Linked DNA regions of Mus musculus: region 2 is linked to region 1. Evidence: chromatin loops called from intact Hi-C (ENCODE). Cell type or tissue: left cerebral cortex. All regions are shown on one strand.

Region 1 (8,000 bases):
AGAAAGAAGGCTGGGACTCAAGTCCTGCGGTGGAGCACTAGTATAGCTTATCTAGAGTCTTAAGCTGATCACATGACACGATGTTTGCTGGGGGGTTAGGGGTGGGGTTCATCTACTAGTGATGACCAGATAGGGAAGGGAACTGAGCAGGGAGAGGCAAAATTCTCAGAGCACAGGAGGGATTTGGGGCTTAAAACAAAGTCACCAGATGAATGATGAGACTCACTCGCGCCCAGTGTTCTGGTTTCCCTCGATTGCTCATGTAAGGCTGCTGCTCCGACATCATTATTCTGAGCATTCCTCTTCCTCTCAGGGACACCCCAGTGTGGATGGTGAGTTACAGATGCTGTTAGGAGCTAAATTGTGAACTCTTAAAATTGACACATTGAAGTTTTGCCTCTAAGTAACAGAATGCAGCTGTATTTGGAGACAAGGCGTTTGAACAGGTGATTAAATTGAAATGGGGCCGCTGGCGTGGGGCTCACATCCAAAGGACTATTGTCCTTATTAAAAGAAAAGAAACCAAGGATTCATGAGTACCGAGAAGTGGCCATATGACCACACAGAAGACATCCATCTGCCCTCCAAAGACGCAACCCTGCCAACACCTTCATATTGGACTTCCAGCCTTCAGCAAGAGAAGAAGTAAATGTGTTAATTCGCCCAGCCGGTGACATTTTATTACAGAAATTGGAGGGAACTAGGCAGAACTTGCCTTACAGAACGGGAAACAGGTCTCTCTGCCTTTAGCTGCTGATGTCTTCAGGAACAGAGATTAGTGATGACTGTGGAATTGTAGCTAGGATCCCATCAGGCAGTGGGAGGTGAGGAGCCTGCAGACCAGAGGCAGGATGATGGTGATGATAACCCTATGTACAAGTAACCTTGGGGTAGACTCCACAACGAATGCACAGAGTTGTGAGTCAGTGCTGTGGTGGGATGAGGGGACAACAGGCTGAGTTGCTGTGGACAACACAGGGGTACAGGAAACAGTGACCCCTTGTTCCTGGACATCTTGTACTGGATCCTTTGCTCCAATGACTTCTCTAAGCTGAAAGTTCTGTGTATGCTTAGAACCCTCCTGGCCATTAAGTACAACCAGGGATAAACAGAGGCTGGCTGTCTGTGGAGCTCAATGGGATGCAATGGTCAGGTGGCTACTTATCTGACCTCTGGATCTCACATTTGGTTTGGTGCTGTTGGTTTCTAACCCAGTCAGGAAACATCTTGTCTCTGAGGCACCACTGGAAATGGAAACAGTATAGGGGCGAGGCAAGCACCCACCAGAATGCATGCAGATTCCCAAGCCCAGCGGCCAGCACCTCAGAGGCACTCCTGATGCTAGTGCTCAGTGCCACTGCCTCCCTGAGGGTTTGGAGGCTCTCAAACGTCTACCATCTGGGTGTTTGTCTTGCCCAGCCTATTCATTCCAATCCCGAGCACAGCACTCAATAAAAAGGATTTGTTCCTGCCTAGGGAGATGGCTCAGTGGCTCAAGTGTTGTGCAAACATGAGGACCTGAATTCAGATCCCCATGTAAAAATCTGGAAGTAGCCATGAATACCTATAACCTGGGCAGGGTGGAGGCAAGTGGATCCCTGCTGGTCTAGCTGAAACAGTTAAGTTCCAGGTTCAGTGAGAGACGCTGTCTCCCAAATTAAAAAACAAAACGAAACAAAGCTGGATAGCTAAACCAGCTTACACACACACACACACACACACACACACACACACACACAGAGAGAGAGAGAGAGAGAGAGAGAGAGAGAGAGAGAGAGAGAGAGAGGAGTAGTGGGTAGGGGGTAAGTACATCCTAAACATATACATACACCACACACTCACAAAATCAAAGTGGTTAATAAAATGGCAGAGTTAACATAGTGTGATGTTTGCAGTGATTACAAGAGTGAGGGCTAACTTAGGGAATCTGATGAGAAGCCCCAGGAGGTCCCAGGAAGCCCCCCCCCCCCCCCCCGCCTGTCTCCTCCTAGTGGTAGGCATTCTGAAAGCCAGGACACTCTCACAGGGGCTGGTCAGACAGGGAGGAAGCAGTACTGGCTCTGGATTGGGTCTTGATGAGCACCTGTGCAAGGTGCTGGAGCAGAGCCCCACTCCCTCCCCTCCCCCTACTCCTTCTTCTCTCTCCCAAGCATCACAAAGGAGCTGGCAAAGGAGATGGTCCCAGCCATTGACAAAACTCCATCCAGAAAGACACTCAGAAAGGAAAAACAGGAAGAAGACTGCCATGCATGCCAGCCCTCTCTCTGTTCCTCCCTACATCCCTTCCTCCAGCCTAGGCCCCATTTGACCTCTGCCATCTAGGTCCCCAGGGCATGGCTCACAGGAACTCCAAGACCAATACTTCTTGGTGAGACCACAGGTAGCTTATCACATGGCCTGGAAGATCATCCTCTCTCCTGACATCCTAGTTGTCAGGCTAGGGACAACTGGATAAGTACATTTTACTCCAGTTATCTTCTTCCTTGAACTCCAGAATGCAGCTGACAAAAGTAAGGTGTCCCTGCACAGTAAAACTGAGACTCTTTTGGTATTGTACTTTCCAGATGGCTCACTCCTCTGAGTTGGACGAGAGGAGTATGTGGAACCCAGGAACCGACTGGGTCATCAGGCATGCTGACACGGCAAGTCTTCATTGTTAGTGACGAACGTATCACCTTGGGAGGTATGGAAAGAATAGGGCTGGAGTCCAGACCACCACTCTGTGAGGATGACAGGATCACGGGCTAGCAAGAGGTCAGCAAAGTGCTTACAGCACAAGCATGAGGGCCCTAGTTCACATCAACGTCAAACATGTAAGAATCAGGCATAGTGAAGTGTGTCTATAACCCACAGGGTGAAGAGGCAGAGATGTGCAGATCCTTGGAATTGGCTGGCTGGTCAGTCTAGCCCAAACAATGAGTTTCGAGTTCAGTGAGAGACAACGGCGACGATGATGATGATGGTGGTAGTGATGATGATGGAGGTGAAGATGATGTAGAGAGAGATTGAGGAAGACAGTTCACTTTGACCTCTAGCTTCCACAGGCTTGTGTATATCCCATAAACACACACACACACACAAAGATGGCAGTACCCTCAGGTGTCCCCAGAGTCTAGTTCACATGCTTAGCATCTACCCTTCCCTTCCAGAACAGAAGATCCATGGGAACAAGGGCTAATTCTCCCTTGACACCTGTGGCATTGGAGACATCCACAGTACTGTTATGGAAGTTGGGGTGCAAGGAGGGGAAACTGAGTTGGTTTCTTCAGAACTCCATGATGCCCAGCCTACCAGCACCCTACCCAACACCGTGTGCTACTTCCAGCCAGGGCTAGGAGGGTAGGGTGGGCCCTCACCTGAACTGGCTCTTGAGTCAGCTACAGAAGCTGTGGAGAAGGGCAGCCTGGGCAGCATCTTAGAGGAAGCAGCTTTGTCTCCTTCATCCAGCCATCCCTAAGTTCTGGATCCCCAGTGGGCTGGTGGTCAGGGCCAGAAGGATTCTGCTTGTGTTTAGTGGGTCCTGTACTCTATGCCTCAACATCACAGATTGGGGGTGGAGGAGAGAGAGCTGGTAGCTGGCTTGCCTCTCCTTGGGATGGTTAATAAGCCCTTAGGTGACATTAATTGCCACCAGGCATTAGGGACCTAATGAGAATCATCTTCTTTGACTACTACAGCATAGTCTTTCCCCAGGGCCTCCAATAGACTGTTAGCTCTCCCCACTGAACCTCTGAGCTATGAGGGAGGAGCAAGAACAGCTAGGCAGGTTCCAATATGAAACCTAAGCAGGGATAGTCAGCAGCTGGGGGGGGGGGGGGCAAGGAAGGTTCCTATCGTCATCATCCAAACCCATTTTCCCAAAAAGGACACTCACAGGATCAGGAAGGCTAGAAAAGACCCGAGTATGACAGATAAAGTGTAGACGGAGAGTCCCACCAGCCATTGCTCTGATCTGTCTAGCCCATACTCCATCTGGTATAACGGGTGACTCTCAAGTTCTATTCTCTCACTATGGGCTATGCCCATGGGACAAGAGACTGCCCCTCCAGAGTAGGACTGATAGAGATCAGACCTCTCAGGATTCCCTCGTGACATCCAATAATGCTGTCAGATCATTGCCATTGATCTCATGCCTGATTGACTATTGGCGGTTGACGGTCGGGTCTGATTTGGGTTGCGTTCTAATGGAAAAGGCGCGATGGTGGGAGTGAATGTCTGCCTCACACCCCCCTCTCTTCAGCTGATGACTGGGTGAGAGTACAGAGGGGCAGTTTCTCGCACCCACCCACCCACCTCCGCGCCCGGACACCTTTCAGAGGTTTGCAAAACAACCTGTAGGCAGAGGCAAGTCTCTCCTCGGCCTCCAGCGGCGCCCCTTGCCTCTTACCCGAGGAGCTCCAACCAGAGGAGCTGGGCGCGGCAGCTTGTCTGATTCCCACCGGGTGCCCTGCAGACCCAGGAGGACTCAGAGGCTGTGGGAGGCTGCCCCCTACCCGCGCCTCGGATAGAACCACCGAAAACATCTCCGGCACCCTGCGGGGAGCTGGCATTCCCTGAAAAGGGACCTCGGTCGGCTTCGGCTGTGGCGTCTGCTCAGGAGAACCGCAGTCGCAGCAGCCGACCGACCCCTCTCGGATCGCACCAACCTTAATCTCAGAGGGGGAAAAAAATTAAATGTAAAGCGGAGTAGAACTGAACGGCGAGGCCAGCCCTGGGCCGGCTCTCATTAAGGAGCCGCGCGCGCCCCCAGGCTGGGAATGCGGAATGGACACGTGGACAGACAGGGGAGCCGGGGGAGGGGGAAGTCTCCGTGGCGCGCGAGCCGTGGGCTGCGCGCTCCGGGGCCACGTGATCACGGGGAATCTGGGAGGGGAGGGAGGAAAAGGGAGCGAGCGCGCCAAGCTGGGCGCCCGCCCGCTACGGTCCTGGTGGGCGCTGGATGCCGGACCGAGGAGGAGGGCAGCGAGCATCAGTGTGTGTGTGTGTCTTTCTTCAACCATTTACCGAGGAGCGCCGTGGAGGTGGCAGCGACTGCTTCGGTCAACTGTGGCTCCCCCGCCTCTTTTTTTTTTCCTCTGGTCCTTGATTCTTCTTCTTCCCCAACCCCACGTCCAAGGAGAGCTGGACCCCTATCGGCATCTCTATCTTTTCTAGGCCGCCTAGGTACCCGCTGCTGCCTCTCCGGCCAGGGGCTGCGCAGGTGCGGTTGCCTTAGCCCACTGGCCGCGCTCCCGCTTCTTGCCACCCGTAGCTGGGACTGGAGCGGCGATCTACTCGCCCAGACTGACTCCGAAAGAGCGACAGCCTGTGCCCTGCCGCACCGAGGCAACGGGCGAGCGGGTGTCCAGGGGCAAGGCGGGGGTGATGGGTAGGACGAGGGATCGGAGACTGTGAACCTCGGAAAAGTTCAAGGTTTGTGTAGGTTCCCCCGGGAAAGCGAGGAGAGGTGTGAGGCGGGGCAAGGTACCCCTGTGCTGAGACAGCGACACCCTACCGGAGAGGAAAGAAAAGGGTAGCCGGTGCTGCCGAGGGCTGACCACCCCATCTCTCATCCTACAACGCTTACGGGCTGGATACTGGAGGAGACGCTCTGGGAAGAAACGGCTCGAGCTGGGGCGCCTTAGCTGGCGCTTCCGCTCCTTCGCTTCTCCTAGCTTCATCTCCATGGGGCAGCGAGTGCCTAGAGCTCCACCCTTGCTCCAGCCACCGAACCCCAGCCTGGCCAGGCGGCGCCGAGTTGGCCTGTGCTAGCGCAGACCCCGGTCGAGACTGGAGAGAGTGCTGGAGTCCAAGACCGAGCACTGCGAAGGGACAAACATCTGGTCCCCCACCTCAGACGTTTCGTCTGGGCGTCGCCTAGGGTGGTGGCGACCCGCGTCGCCTGTCTCATCCCTGCAAGGAAACTTTTCCTTCCCCGGATGGATTAAAGTTGCCTGGATTTTCTCTCTTTGCGAAAGAAATCATCCGTTTCCTCCCGACCTGGGATTTTCCCTACTGCTGCAGGGCGCTTGGGAGAGGAAGAAAGCCGCGCTGTGCATGTGGGGTTACCACCGAAACCGAGGCGATTCGAGTTCGCGTTGGGGTTCTGTACCTACGAGCGAGTACGGATCTGAGCGGCGCGGCGAGGCCAGGGGCTTCGGCACGCGGCCCTCGGCAGCCACCGGGACGTTGGTGGCCACCGGGCCCTGGGACCGCACGTGCGGCTCCCCCCTCTCCTCGCAGATCCTGCAGGGGGCACCAGCCCGGGGAGGTGGAGACTCCTCCCGCCCCGAGCTGCGCCCCCGCCGGCTCCGAGGGTGTAGCCGGTGGTGCCCGGGACGCCCCTCCCCTCAAAGTGTCCCCGAATTGCGCTTTCTGGCCCCCGAAGCCTCAACAGACACAGCTGGGCGCCAGTGAGTTGGAGGCGACCGAGCCCAGCCTGAGACCAATTCGCCGTGGATCTCTACACCCTCGGACCCCTCCTGCCCCCGCTTCGGCCATGGCCCCAGGGATGTCGGGCCGCCGCGGCGCCGCCCTACTCTGCCTCTCTGTGCTGCTCGCCCACGGTAAGTGTCGCGGCGCAGACTCGGGGTGAAGATGCGGCGGGCGCCCCTGGAGGGGGCGCAGAGAGAACCGAAGGAAGGAGCACCTCATCCCAGTGTTCCCCTGGACTCTCCGCCGTCGCTACCAGCACGGTTCCCGGCTGCAGCGGGAGTCCGCTGAGGGGACCGAGGTCGGTCCAGGGGAGATTGGGGCGGGGGGGGGGTAGATTCCTCGGTCTCAGAGTTAGAATTCAGGGAAAAACCCGAGACCCTGGGGGCGTGTCAGCTCACGGATATCTAGAGGGGTGCGAGAGATCAGCTAGGTCGAGTCTCGGGTACCCGGCCGCAGCTCCCCATGCAGCGCGAGGGGCTGGGGACCACTGGGACCGGCGAGATCGCGGCTTCCGGGCCCGGCGCGCAGGCGGGTGCGGGCCGTGCCGCCGGCTGTCTGGCTTCCTGCGGCGGGCCTAGGACAGGGACGCGCACGGTTGGGGCCCGGGAGGCTTGTGAGCAGCATCTCAATGGCCGGCCGGCTCGCAGAGCAAGTCGGGCGGGGGTCTGGGCAGCGGGCGCGGGCCGGGAGACTGGCGGCGCGCGAAGGCAGCGGGGCCGCGCTCCAGCGTTCTGCAATCTGTTGCGTCTGCTCCCCAGGCTCGCCCTGGGCTCTGGGCTCTGCCGGAAAGGGGTGACGGAGGGAGGAACCCGGGGATGGTGCGCCCCAGCAGTGAGATGGGGGATATGAAGGTTGGAGGCAGGGGGTAGTAGGACAACCTCCCCCACCCAGAGTGGGAACTCAAGATGAGCCAGGAGGGCGCTGCGGCGGGCTTCCGCAAGCTGGAGATGCTCCAGGAGGAGAGGGGCGCAAACCTAAACGAGAGAAAGGGAGCTGTGGAAGCAAGGGGGCAGGGGCGGCGGGGAAGCGGCCCTCTGCTGCGCCCAAGTGAAACCAGCTGACCCGGGACAATTCCCCAACCAGCAAAGGACTAGCTAGGGATATAAGACTCTGATGCCCCACTCCCGAGAGGGTGAGCCAAGGACAGAATTGGAGAAGGCCTTAGTGGAGCGAGCCATCTGGATGTTTGAGAGAACCGTCCGTTTGTAGTGGTCAGCTTTTGCCCGAATCTGTGCAGTCCCTGGCAGCCTGATTTGAGTGTGCTGTGAACCTCCCCACGGTCTCTTAATTCGTTTTTGCTCCGCAACGAACCCCCCTCCGCGCCCCTCGCCCCGAGTAGGGTGTATTTTCAAGGTTGAAAGAGTAAAGAGAAAGTGGTCTCAAGGAATCATAGGGCCCAAGAGCTAGGAGGCAGAAGGGAACAAGCTGAAGCTCCTCTGGGTGTCTGGGTTTCTCCTGCTGTGGAGTAAGCTGTTTTGCCTTTGGTTGGATTCCCTGGGGATTGCTTTTCTCTTGATTCTTCACGGGAGCAATGAGCAGGCATTGACCAGCAGGAATAAGGTATGGAGTTGTGACTAGGGATGCAG
Region 2 (8,000 bases), 230 kb after region 1:
AAAAGAATTTAAAGATGGACTCAGAAGGAAACTCAAAGACAATTTAGTTTGGAAGAAAAGCAAGGGGTCAGGCAAACTGCAGACTTTGGCGCCTGCCAGAAGACGAAGAGATGGAAGAATGAAAAGAGAAAGCCATGCATGCTGAGTTTGGGTCCAAGAAAACCACCCATTGAGCCATGGAGGTCCAGCAAGCAGCTGCATGGCAGGAGGGTGAGGGAGCTTTAGAGGAAAAGCAAGGAAGCCCAGAGTGCCCAAAAGCATGCTTAGGAAAGGGGGTAGAAAGATGGGAAAAGGCAAGCTTTGCTTTGTGAGTCAGAACTTGGGAAACCAGGCAGGTTTATCAGTGCTGCATGGATGTTCCATAAACCGCTGGGGCTGGGGTGGGGGGTGGGGCTTCTGGGTGCTATAAGCATATTATCTCATTAAAGGGATAATTACTCCTCCCATCTCCTTAGAGAGTCTTCAGGCGAATCCACCGTCCTGAAGGGTGACTTCCAGGCTGGGTGAATGACAAGCCCAGCTGCTTTATCTTTTCTTTAGGAAGGAGCAGTAATATGTGACATTCTCTGCTTTGGAACAGGTGAGAATATCATGCCTCCAGCTATAGCCTGAGGTGGACTCCATTCTCCAGACCCAGGGGCCTAAAGAGGAGCAGCTGTGTGTTCCTTTCTAGGGGAACGGAAGGTGGGGTCCCTCATGAGGGAGGTGTCCATCCTCAATGGCCTCCAAGGCCACCAATCTCCATCTAGCTACTTAACTCGGGTACTGAGTCTAACTCAAACCCAGGGAGGTTAAATTCTGCCTGTCCGCCAGTCTTCCCACACTCTTGCTTGCTCTGCAGCCACAGAGCTTTCAAAGCAGGCCAGAGAAACATCCAAGGGCCAGAGAGGAGTGAGGCCATTTCTGCTGTGTACGTCCCTCCTGCAGCCAACCTCCACAGACCATGGGTTGGGCTCCGAATGCAAAAGAGAATGTAGAAAGCTCAGTAAGAGGGGAGTATACTTTCTCTTTTCAGCTACTTGGCAGATTAATATCTAAGAAGTAAAAAGACAGTAATCTCTATCCAGAACCTACAGACAAAGGTCTTGGATTTCAGCTAGATAGACTTGGAGCAAACCTAAGGACTTTTCACCTACTGGAGAAGTGGCATGGGTGTCAGGCTCACCCTTGGAAGTTACTTCAGGAAAGGGGGGCTGTGGGGATCCTTTGGCAGGGTGCCAAGTTGTGTGGCTACCGAGGCTTGGACTAAATGATCTGTCAGAGATGTTTACAACCAAGGGTGGGAAGTGTAGGTAAGCACACCTCCACACATGTTCAGAAACACACGTTTGAGTCTTAGAACCAAAGACACCTAGGTTTCCTCTAGTTCCGGAGCTTGCCTGCAACTAGGCTGACCAGCGCCTTTTGTCAAGGCTCTGACTGCATGACAGAGACGATGAGGGTAGACAGAGGTGAGGGAGACAGACTGCTGACAGGCGGGAAGTCGGGGCAGACACTGTTATCTCCCCATCTTCCTGTGTGGCAGTCTCTCAGCCCTCCGACTTTCAGGATGGCAAGCCAGGAAATTAACAAGGAGCTGAGACACCTCCAGACACCTGCTTACGAACTCAAGCCTGGGGCAAGAGGAGTACCCAGTGGCTTGAAAGGAATACTCAGACTATAGGAACTCCCTGAAGAGGACACCACAGGGATCCATGCAGGAGTGGTGTCTTTCCAGCCTTTTAAAGAAGCATTTGTCACAGATAACCAACCTGGGCTGCCCCAGATGCCCCAGATGTAGAGATACTATCAGCCTGGTCTGGAGAACCAGATAACCAACCATCTTGGTACCTGCACCCTCACCAGTCATGGCTCTGCAGGGGAGTAAGCCACATGCTGGTGATAGGTGCTCTGTCTGCCCACCTACTGGGTGCTCTGTTTGTTCAACTGAAGCCCCCAGAAAGCAGACAAGGGGAGGCACAGTGATGGCCCACTTCTCCTTAGAACCAGGAGTTATAACACAGAGGCCAGCCCAGGTTTTAGAGCCAGACTTACCAGTTCAAACATACAAGTTCTTCACATTGGTCTTGGCTTCCTAAATGAAGTGGTCATCAAGCAAGAAACACCAGTGATTCTGACAACACAGCCTGAGAAGCCAATGGCTTAGCAATGCGCAGAGTTCATGAGCTGTGGTGTTCCATGCAGCCCTTCAAGAACACAGGCTCTTCTGTTTGCACATCAAAGGGACTTGGACACTCGAGATGAGAATCCGGGACTCATCACTAGTGGCATGGGGTAAATGATGATCTGTGGAGGTGTCCTACCAAGCACAGTGACGTATTTAGCCAAATCCCTGATCTCTGCCCACCAGTAGCACTCCCACAAATCATGACAGTGGGTTATCTCTAGATACTGCCAAGGGTTCCCAGAGGGACAAAACCTTGGTGGAGACCTGTCATTCTAGTGCCTCTGCAACTGGCCAGCAGAGGGAGAAAGTGGAAGTTGGCAGCATCTCCTTTGTGGCCACCATTTTTCTGGCCTTGATCCAGGTTGTATGTCCACCCTGGGGATTCTGGGAAGTGTAGTCTACTGTGTAGTCAAAAGAGGCAGATGGTCTAGATGCAGCACCATTTCTCTGGGCTACTGGGTGACAAGAAGATGAGGGTCCTGGGTTCTCAGCAGGTACAACAGAAGTGTTTTTAGAGGGTTTGAGCTTCATGTCCCATACACTCAGGATACATATGTCACTGAATTCCCATGCAAGGACAAGGAAGTTAGAGGACAGGGAAGAAGTGTTCTTCCTGAAGCCAGAGAGCCAGGCTCCAGCACCCATGTTTCCACCCCAAGGTTGTACGCTGCAGGATGTCTGTGTCCTGCCCCAATTCCCTCACACTGCCACCTCATGCATCATAGACACAGCATCCACTAGTTGCTGAGATGTGACCACCTAGTGTCTGCCATGCAGCAAGAACATACAGGACTGTCTAGAGCCTGTGTCAGGAAGAAGGCCATTTTTGTCCCCTTTTGTGATTATGTAAGACTAGCATCATCATCAGCTCATGATGTCTCCAGCTCTAGGCTGGGGGACTTCAGTTCTCTGGGTCCTCAGACTCAGTGAAAGGAAGTACAATTGACAGATCTGGGACCTGGTAAGATGGCTCAGCACAGAAAGGTACTTGTACCCAAGCCTTATTACTGGAATTCAATGCCTGGGACCCACAGGATGGAAGGAAAGCATCAACTCCTACAACTTGTGCTCTGACCTCCATATGGGCACTGTGGTGCATACGCATGAACCTGCACACATGCACATAAAATATATACCTAAATAAATGTAATAAAACAATGGACAGACCTGCCTCCTCCTGGATGCCTGGAGTGGGGACAGGCACCATGTAGGTGGTCATGTTACTGCATGGGGCCGTGCTATGGCTTCTCCTCTGGTCCCCAGATACCACCTTCTCCCCTTTACAATGCTGTCACTCACCCTGTTTGAACCCTTCATAGCTTCTTGCTACCGTCATGACAAAATCCCAACCAGTCCTGCTGACAAGATTCCCCCCAGCTTGCTCTGGACAGCGCTCTTGGCTCTAAATGTTGCTGCAGCACCAGGGATACATGAACGCATCACTGTTTCAAGCCCTCTAGGACTTTGTCCAAGTTACTTCCTCTACCCAAATTGTGTGAAGAGATACCATAGCAAACTCTTTATCTATCCTCCAAAACCCTACTCATGTATCATCTTCCTGGAGGCTTTCTTTACCATCTCCTCTCCCCCAACACAAACTAAAATAATATTTCACTTACTTATACTTCACTAGTTATAAAATGTACCATTTAATTATTAGGTGTTGCTTTTCATAATATTTAGCATTTGTTAACTATACTAATACTATAGCCCAGGCATTTTTCTAAACATGTATCGTTTTTACTTCAAGTATCCAAACCCATAAGCTGGGTCTGTTAGTTGTTCCTACCTTAAACCTAGGCAGGTTTGCCACTGCCTCTACCACTAGAGGGCAGCAGAGGCGACACTCAGCAGCTAGGTTATAGAAGGAAGTCACTTCCTTCCTCCTACCCACCCATCCATCACAAACCGGCTCCCCGTGCACCCCCCCCCAGTCACCCCCCCCTCCCAATTCCTGTTCCCACCCCGTTCCCCTGCTCATTCTCTCGATACTTTCTCTTCAGACTCACCTATCACCAGTCAGAATGTGCCATTCAAAAAGGAGTCCCAGCCCGGGAGCTGCATGAGCTAGCGAATGAGGACCTTCCAGATGTTTCCAGCCACTTGTACCACCTTGAATATTGAAGCTCTCCATGGTGGAGTAGGAGCGAGCACCTCACAGCGCCCTTTCCCAATTCCCATCTCCTGCTGACAGACCCAACCAGAACCGAGGAAAGGGTGATGCTTGGACGCTTGCTACATACAGTACAGTAACAATTACACCAGGTCACAGCTGCCCCATCGCTTAGATGAGATGGCCGAGATGACAGCCTGAAGCAGTTGGTTCTCTGATTCCACCATGCGGGTCCTAGGGATCAAAGTCCAATTTGTCTGGAGTGGCAGCAAGCGCCTTTACCCGCTGAACCATCTCGTCTTCTAGCATCAGTTTATTTATTGCCCCCTCCCAACCCCAGTGGGCATATACTGTTTATTCCCATAAGGAAACCAGGTCACTAAAAGGTCAGGAGACTTGACCAAACCAGCCATGGTAGAACAGATCTGACCTTCATTTTCTGTCCCCACCTTGAGCGTTCAGCATAACATACGGCTATGACCACAGAGTGCTCAGCAAAGCACATGACCTAGGATTGTAAACCCCGATTGGTCAAGCCAAACGAGCAGCTGGGTATGTGGGCCCAGGGGTCCCAGAGGGAGGCTAAGCCCTTCCTCAAGCAGTGGGGAAGCCCCTCCCTTCACTGGAAGTTTAGCATGGGTCCTGAAGCCCGGCACCATGAGGTCCCTGGAGGTACTTGCCACCTCCAGTTTGGCTTGTCATTTCTGTCTTGTAGGAAGAAGAGACCCAGGTCTGATGGCAGTTATTTCATTGAGATGTCCGCGCTTTTCGCGCCCACCCTTTAAAGCTGACATAAAAGTATCCAAAGTGGGGAGGGCTTTTTACTTGGTGTCATAAAAGCCATTGGCAGACATTTTCCTGGAAGGAGAGAAACAGCCTAGAATTCCAGTGACTCACACAATCTGGGAGTGTCTCCGAAGCTGGTGTGGGCATCTGAGGGTTACCGATGGGCTATAGGAGGCTTTAGGCTCCTGGCGTGAGAAGACTGCAGCTGGGCCCGCACAAAGTGATACTTAATGCTTTTGAGTTCAAGAGTGAATTAGGAATGCTCACAGGCCTGGCTGCCCCCATGGCAGGAGAGACATTGGTTGGAGCATAATGTGGCCTAGATTAGAACTGGACCATGAGACACACTGAGTCATGCCAGTCTCAGTCTGAGCTTTTGCGATTCCTGTTTCTCTGTGAGAAGGGGCTTTAGCCTAAGCACAGATCCCCTCCCCCTTACCTGAAAGACATCCACTCCTCACACTTCCTCTCACAGCATTGACAAACACCTCAGGGTTTCCTCGAGGTAGACCAGTACTCTCTGGGCTCTGCAGGGAGCACCATGGGTATCTGCAGTTGTGACTCGGGGCCTCAGGGCCTCAGGGCCTCGGATGGGGTCCCCAACAGGAAATGCTCAATGACTGCTTCTCAGGTGAATGAGTAATAACTGAGTGTTTGCCTAGTCTTGATGTTCCCTGAGGTCTTTTCCACATATTATTCCAAGAGTTCTCTCACCTGCCCCATGTGCCTAACTTTTACCTCATTTTCTAGGTAAGAACAGAGACTCAGCAAAAGTAAGAGTGTAGCCTAAAACAAGTGGGAGCACCTCACCCTGATCCCAGTTCCTAGACTGAAATCCTCGTGACCTCTGGGATGGTTACTGTTTCTAACTTGACAGAATTCAAAATCGCCTGGGAAATGAGACTCTGAGCACACCCGTGAGGGATTATCTACATTAAGGTTAGTCTCTGAGAATGTCTGTAGGAAATTGTCTTGGTTCCATTAACTGACAGAGAAGGGCACATGTCAACTGTGGGTGAGACCATTCCCTAGGCTGGAGATCCTGCATTTATATAAGATGGAGAAAGTGGGCTGAACACTAGCCAGCACTCACCTATTGCTCTTCTGCCTGCAGGGATAAGTGGACCAGCTGCTTCAAGCTCCTGCTTGCCTTGACTCCCCCACCATGATGAGCTGAACCTTGAACTGTGAGCTGAAATATATCTTCCCTTCCTTAACTTGCTTTTGTCCATGCATTTTATCACAGCAACAGGAGAAGACACTAAGACAACCCACAAGGTGACAGAAGAAGGAAGTGGGCCTTTCAGAAAGTGTCTCCATCATAAGAGTAGGGTCTGTGGATGTGAGTCAGTGCCCTGGCAAGGGGGAATTAAAGGGGCATGTTTGCCCTTCTACTCACTGTCAGTGAACCAGACCAGGCCCTCCCCAAGACACCTTCCTGGTCTCCACAACTCAGTGAGAACTGAGCACCTGTTTGGAGGGTGTTTTTGTTTTGTTTTTTTTGTTTGGTTAGCTGGTTTGGAGGGTGTTTTTGTTTTGTTTTGTTTTGTTTTTGTTTGGTTAGCTGGTTTGGAGGGTTGTTTTTGTTTGGTTGTTTTTGTTTTGTTTTGGAGACAAGATTTCTTTGTATAGTCCTGGCTCTCCTTAAACTCGATTTGTAGACCAGACTGGCCTTGAATTTACAGAGATCTGCCTGCCTTTGCCTCACAATTGCTGGGATTAAAGATGTGTGCCACCCCAATCTGGCTAGCACCTGTTATTTTTCAGACACTCCATTCTTGTGTGTCTGGCAGTCCAAACAGAGACAAAGAGAGGCCAGCTAGCAGGCCTGATCTCCATCCTCAGTGTTCCCCACTGCCCCAGACCAAAACCTCAGAGCAGCACTATAGGTATCCATACATGCTCGCACACATTCAGGCACTCACATACACACACAGGACATGGGTGAATATGCCTGTGTAGGAGTGTGCAGACACATGGATGCAGGCTGCACACACAGACACATGCATGCCTATGACCATGAATGCCAGGCCTTCAGAGAAGAATGGTTAAGAGAAAAACATGCCCAGCCTCCATCGATGCTATCCCCCCAGCAACTGGCTTTGCCTCTGGTTTTCTGCTTTTAATTTTCACATACTCAGTTATGACATCAAAGCGATCTTCCCACAGGTGCACAGGACCCAGGCCATCTCCAGCAGCCCCGATTCCACATTCTCCTTCCCACTGGGCTCTGTGCCTGTGGCATTTTGCTTCTCATTAAACTCCACGTGGGGAGCATGGAGAAGCAGAGACACTGGGGGAGGGGGCGCCTCACATCCACAGCCACCTAGATCAGTTGCTTATGGAGGTAGGTCCCCACTGCTGACCAAGTGTAGCAGAGCAAACTTCCTTCCCCACCTAGACAGCCAGGGCTCCTGTGGAGATCTCTGCGAGGTCGGACAGGACTGTGCAGCTTCTACATCGCTGCACATGACTGAGAAAACCATCTTCCATCTCTCCTTGTTGCCTCACTAGAACGACAGGGTTTTGCCTGAGAACAAGATTTGGATGCTAAGAAGCAGGTGGCTGACCACTTGAAGCAGCTGGGATGTGAGTGGACAGTGGGAAGCAAGCTCAGGGGCAGGCTGGCATGCCTCACTGATAGCAAGGGCTACATCAAAGGCAGGGTAAAAAAAATAGCTGTGTATGATAAAGGCTGATATATGGAACAGAGGACCCTCCAGCAGAGGGGAAGAAGAGAAATGGGTCGGAGGCTTTCAAATCCAGAAGGCAAACAAATGCCTTAAGCAAAGCCCTCTGCACCTCCCTCCCGCCTCCCCTCTCTATTCAAGTCCTTGAAGCTTCTCCACCTCCTACCAGGCCTGCTGGGCTGGGGTTTGGTGGTAGAGGCTCTCTGTGCGAAAGATCAGACCCAGAGTGGTCCCTACTACTGCC

The links. Peaks named below come from ENCODE experiments on the same cell type or tissue, not always from the same donor. Only the 100,000 strongest peaks of a DNase experiment are listed, where the experiment ranks them.
Region 2: it touches region 1 in a loop (2.2-fold over the local background); 3 of 42 quality-filtered maps call a loop at or near these places.

The regions. Positions count from the first base shown.
Region 1 is chr11:82,382,569-82,390,568 of GRCm38, forward strand. It overlaps Tmem132e (transmembrane protein 132E), which reads left to right and starts at 6,332. Exons shown (of 9, transcript NM_001304439.1): 1 at 6,332-6,545. The coding sequence starts at 6,479. Gm38577 (a long non-coding RNA gene) reads right to left here and starts at 4,872. Exons shown (of 3, transcript XR_880073.3): 1 at 4,388-4,872; 2 at 227-503. In left cerebral cortex, CTCF peaks have their summits at 4,510, 5,530 and 6,252 (motif pointing right); DNase peaks (open chromatin) are centred at 4,791, 5,461, 6,223, 7,108 and 1 more place; H3K4me3 peaks cover 3,647 bases; H3K27ac peaks cover 861 bases.
Region 2 is chr11:82,609,703-82,617,702 of GRCm38, forward strand. No RefSeq gene overlaps it. Among named protein-coding and RNA genes, the nearest start is that of Gm24612, 18 kb to the left of the region's middle. In left cerebral cortex, CTCF peaks have their summits at 2,440 (motif pointing right) and 3,979 (motif pointing right); DNase peaks (open chromatin) are centred at 2,486 and 3,999.